Linked DNA regions of Homo sapiens: region 2 is linked to region 1. Evidence: chromatin contacts called from ENCODE Hi-C or POLR2A ChIA-PET data. All regions are on one chromosome and are shown on one strand. Each heading gives the region's core, a stretch centred on a gene start or an enhancer-like site at or near the end of the contact. The rest is flanking DNA. Distances are from core to core; before and after follow the strand shown.

Region 1 (2,700 bases), core at 83-2,582:
GGCATATGCATACACGTGAAGAGACATATATATAATCTTCAAATTTTCAAGAAAACAAATTGTTAAATTGAGGGTACTACCTCAGAAACCAAACTTTATTAAATTTTCCCAAAAGCAGAAATAAAAGGCAGTCTATAGATTATTTTGCTATCAGAGACAACCAACAAGCCCAACAACTTTGGAAGTGCCTGGCTGATATGAAAGTTATTCTTTTTTCTTTTTCTTTTTAATTAAAAATTAATTAATTAATTAATTAATTAATTAATTAGAGACAGTGTTTCACTCTGTTGCCCAAGCTGCAGTGCAGTGGTGCAATCACAGCTCACTGTAGCTGCAAACTCATGGGTTCAAATGATCTTCATACCTCAGCCTCTCAAGTAGCGGGGACCACAGGCATGTGTCAATTTTTAAATTTTTTTGTAGAGGGGGAGTCTTGCTAGGTTGCCTAGGCTGGTCTCAAACTTCTGGCCTCAAGTGATCTCCCACCTTAGCTTCCCAAAGTGCCAGGATTACGGGCATGGCCACTGTGCTTGGCTTACCTTTTTTCTTTGAAGAAGATGTTTTTATTGGAATAGAGTTAGCAGTTTCTTCCCTCCTCTTAGTATCTAGAATAATGAGCCTAGTGCGGTGGCTCATGCCTGTAATCCTGGCTCTGGGATTGTTAGAATTTCTGATGCCCGTGAAAGTGACCCTTAGGGTTGAGAGAGAGGAGAAAAGCTTTCTCTTAGATTTTATTAATAACCAAGAGAATTATGATGATGATATTAATAATAGCAATAATTAATATATAATTAACACATAACACTCCCTATGTGCCAGGCACCATTCTAAGTGTTTTGACATTTGCTTTGTTTGTGCCTCAGTGTTTGAGATGTTATCTCGTTTATGTCTCATAAGTACTCTCTGAGGTAGGCTCTAATATGATCATCCCAACTTTACAGATGAGGAAGGTGAGGCACAGAGAGGTTTAATGACCTGCCAAAAGTTACAGAGCAGTTGCAGAAGCAGGATTCGAACCCCGGCAATCTGGCTCTAGATTGCCACATTACCCTTAGCAGTCCTGCTCTCACGCAAGGCCGCCCTGGAAGGACAGGAAGAAGAACCCTCTGAGCCGCGAGAAGGTGCTCCGAGAACCCTCAAGAGGACCCCGGCCCTGAACTAGAAGCTCCGCGTGCCTGGGCCTCCCTCTCCAGCAGGGGGCGCACACAGCCCGCATTTTCTGGACTCCTCTAACCACAGATACCTCGGCTTATTGAGAACTGGAACTCCTGACCTTTTGTGGGAAAGGCTCTGATCTCAAAACTTTCTCTAGCATTCTTGAAGTATTTACAGTGTACTAATCAAAGGAATGATCCGGTACATGGACATAACCAAGGGAATGATTCAGGACCGTTCTTGGAGGACCTACAATGTGTATCAATAAGCAGAAACCCAGGAAGCCTGTATAGGCCCCAAGCTTATAACAGCGCTGCCTGATTCCAGATGAACCACAAACACTCCAAGCCGGGGTTTTTCTCACCACACCCGAAGACATTCTATTAAAATAGCCCTGTTCGTGGGTGGCCTCCCATGCATGAGTCCTCTCACATGGTCTGCGTGCTGATGGGGCTGTGCTGAACTCACCGCATTGGCCTATGGAACACGTGCTGAGGTGTTTTCTCTCTAGTGACCTTTGTCACATCCTTTGCAAGAAATTAGCTCAGAGGAGCAATCCCTGAAGGCCAAACCTCAACCTGCACCAGAGGCAGACAGGAGACGAGGTTTGGTAGAATTTGTACCTCTCATGGTGGTGGGAGGAGGAGAATGGCTCTGTGAAGCGCTCCTTCCACCCTTTTAATGCTGTGCAATAAAGACTGAGTTAGGGGCTCAGGCCTGTAATCCCAGCATTTTGGGAAGTCAAAGTGGGTGGACTGCTTGAGCCCAGGAGTTCCACACCAGCCTGGGCTACATGGCAAAACCCTGTCACTACAAAAAATACAAAAATTAGCCAAGCACGGTGGCGTGTACCTGTAGTCTCAGCTACTCAGGAGGCTGAGGTGGGAGGATCCCTTGAGTCTGGGAGGTGGAGGCTGCCGTGAGCCGTGATTGTGCCACTGCACTCTAGCCTGGGTAAGATCCTGTCTCAAAATTTAAGAAAAAAAAAAAAAAGACTGAATGAGGGGGCTAACTTTGAATGGGGACCTCTCAGACTCAGAGCAGGAACAAAGTTGATTGCCCTGGGACTTTAAAAGTTTCTTCAAAATCCTATACATTTGTCAGCTGCTCTCAGGAGCCTTAGCAGGCTTCAGGGGTCTCTCATCCCCTCTGCTATGGTCTGAATGTTTGTGTTTCCCTAAAATCCATATGTTGAAATCCTACCCCCTAAGGTGATGGTACTGGGAGCTGGGTCTTTGGGAGGTGATTAGGTCATGAAGGCAGAGGCCTCCTGAATGGGAAGAGTGCCCTCATCAAAGATGCCCAAGAGAGACCTCCCACCCCTTCCACCTTGGGAGGACATGGTGAGAAGGCACCATCTATGAACTAGAGGGCAGAACCTCGCCAGATGCCAGCTCTGCCTGTGCCTTGATTTTGGAGTTCCAGCCTCTGGAACTGTCAGAAATGAATTTCTGTTGTTTATAAGACATCCAGTTGGCCGGGCCTGGTGGCTCACGCCTGTAATCCCAGCACTTTGGGAGGCTGAGGTGGGAGGATCACGAGGTC
Region 2 (2,700 bases), core at 76-2,575, 89 kb before region 1:
GCTTGTCTTTTCACTGTATCCTCACCTGGGGGAGGGCACTAATGCCATTCATGAAGGCTCCACATTCATGACCTAATTGTCTCCCAACATCTCCAACTCTTAATACAGCTCTTTCTCCGTATCCACAGGGGATTGGTTCCAGGAGCCCTGTAGATTCCAAAGTCTGTGAATGCTCAAGTCCCTTATGTAAAATGGCATACTTCCAACCTGAGCATCATAGTGAGACCCCACCTCCTCAAAAAAAATACATGCCTGGCGGCACATGCCTGTAGTCCCAACTACTCAGGAGGCTGAGGTGGGAGGATTGTTTGAGCCCAGGAATTCCAGGCTGCAGTGAGCTATGATCATGCCGTTGCACTATAGCCTGGGCAACAGAGCAAGACACTGACTCTGAAAAAAAAAGTGTACTATTTACATATAACCTATGTACATCCTCTCATATACTTAAATCATCTCTAGATTTCTTACAATACCTAATACAATGTAAATGTTATGTAAATGTTATGTAGTTGTTAAACTGTATGGTCTTTTATTTTTATTATTTTGTATTATTATATTGTTATTATTTATTTATTCATTTATTGAATATTTTCAATCCATGGTTGTTTGAATCTATGGATGTGGAACCCATGGATATGAAGGGCTGATTGTATTATCCCCTTGGGGGTTAGGATTTCACCATAGGAATTTTGAGGGGCACACAAACATCCAGACCATAGCAAAAGAGATAAGAAACCTAGGTTAGTGACCAGGGAGGGCTGCTAGGATGAGCCTTGATGAAAGATCTTTCATCAGGAGGATCCTGGGCATGTGGCTGGGAAGGGTCCTGGGCATGTGGCTGGGAAGACCCTTCAAAGGGGAGGGCACAGTGGGTGCAAAGTTGGAAGTGAAAGAATACCATGAGCGAAGAAAGCATCAAATTGGCAGTGTTGCTGGATGTGTTAGTTTCCTGTGGCTACCAAAACAAATTACCACAAACTGGGTGGCTTAAAACAACAGAAATATATTTCTCCCAGTTCAGGAAGGCAGAAGTCAGAAATCAAGGTTGGCAGGGTTGTTCCTTCCAGAGGCTGTCAGGGAGAAATCATCCCTTTCCTCTCTCCTAGCTTCTGGTAGTTGCTGGCAAACCTTGGCGTCCCTTGGTTTGCAGATGCATCAGCTGCTTCTTAGAATGCCCTGGAGGACATGCCCCAGTAGTTAGCAGCTTTCTATAGAATGTGGTACATAATACTTCTTTGTCTTTAGTTTTGGACCCAAGTCATAAGAAAAGTTCCAGTCAACACCCTATTACGTAATCAGTAGAACCAACAGATGAGAAGAGAAACCAAAATTATTGGTAGGCTATTGACATACATGGCAGATGCGCAATCTAAAAAAATGTATCCCAAATTTGGGTTAAATAATCAATAATCTGTGCCTGTGTCTTCACATGGTGTTCTCCTCCAAGTCTCTGTCTTTTTTTTCCTGTCTCTTACAAGGACACTCTAGTTGGATTTAGGAGCCTCCTTAATCTGATGCCATCACATCTTGGTCCTTAACTTAATTAGATCTACAAAGACTCTTTTTTCAATGAGGTCACATTCTGAGATTTCAGAATAAATCTGAAATAAATGGACATAAATGTTTGGAGGTTGGGTGGAGGACACTATTCAACCCAGTCCTCTGGAGTTGGCATGACCAGCTCTGATGCCCTGGAGACTCAGTTGAGTGTGGCAGCAGAAAAGAAATGTTATCCTGGAAAGAGTGAAGACTCTAAAAGAAGCTGCTTGGAAAGTCAGAGGTACAAAGAAAGGAGTAATAGGCAAAGAGAATAGAGTGGATGGGTGTAAGAGCACAGGAAAGAGACAGTGGATGGAGACCCGGGATATAAACGGTGAGAGTGTGGGAGTTTTAAAGAGAATGAGACCACAAATATGGGGAAAGGAGGAGGTATTTCTGTCTAGGTTTCTGGGGACTGGTTTGATTAGAAAGGAATGAGACTAAACTACAGGGAGTAAAAGACCTGAGGGGATTTCTAAAACCACAGGGACTTTCTGAGAGTTTCAATTACGGTTAGTTTATGAGGAATCTCAACATCATCTAGTCCAAATGTGAAGTAGTGTTTATTTTTCTCAGTCATTCCATCAACTGGATTCTGAAATTCCCCTCTTGTCACTCCTTAGTGATATCTTGAGCAGATTTAATACTTCTGCAGTCCTTTTGAGATACTGATACTCCAATCTAGTTTAAAATTCTAAATCTCCATCTTCATCTAAAACTCATCTTCTTTCTGCATGTCACAGGCTAGGTCTGTAGCTCAACCTTGGCATATATTTTGGAGGTAGGCATGGTTTATCTGAGATACACTCTTCTTGCCCCTCCCTCTCCCAGATCTAGCTCCCTGAAGTGGAGATCAAGGATGAGTGGTAAGAAGGCAGATATCCTTTTCTATAATTGTGTCGATTAAGGTACAGTCTAAGCTGCAGGACTGGGAGACCTCAAATACAGAGGCTTAAATAAGATTGAGGTTTATTTCTTTCTCATATAATAGAAAAAAGTATAGCTAAGAGGTCTAGAATAGGTAAGCTGTCTCTATTCCACAAAATCATTCAAGGGCTCAGGATGACCAGATGTCTCTGTTTCCTATAGCTCTGGTCTTATCCTATGGCCTCCATTCTCCCTTGCATGGAGCCACAGGAGCTGATGAAGCCCTCCTGTGCC

Evidence for each region. A loop is a pair of places that touch in the nucleus more often than their neighbours do. ChIA-PET counts read pairs that join two places held with the same protein, here RNA polymerase II (POLR2A). Pooled maps may share reads with other maps.
Region 2: a pooled map shows a loop between it and region 1 (2.4-fold over the local background). The contact joins two enhancer-like sites. A Hi-C loop is called at or near these places in 1 of 50 pooled maps. POLR2A ChIA-PET finds 5 or more read pairs at or near these places in 2 of 52 experiments (GM12878 and Panc1).

What each region holds. Positions count from the first base shown.
Region 1 is chr4:38,729,808-38,732,507 of GRCh38, reverse strand. No RefSeq gene overlaps it. Among named protein-coding and RNA genes, the nearest start is that of TLR10, 52 kb to the left of the region's middle. RefSeq lists an enhancer at 1,293-1,662. Within about 2 kb of position 1,332, at least 4 of the 41 ENCODE cell types and tissues checked have a DNase peak (open chromatin) inside an H3K27ac peak, as active enhancers do; they include GM12878, where a contact is called at or near this core.
Region 2 is chr4:38,819,061-38,821,760 of GRCh38, reverse strand. No RefSeq gene overlaps it. Among named protein-coding and RNA genes, the nearest start is that of TLR1, 16 kb to the right of the region's middle. RefSeq lists an enhancer at 2,029-2,148. Within about 2 kb of position 1,325, at least 4 of the 41 ENCODE cell types and tissues checked have a DNase peak (open chromatin) inside an H3K27ac peak, as active enhancers do; they include GM12878, where a contact is called at or near this core.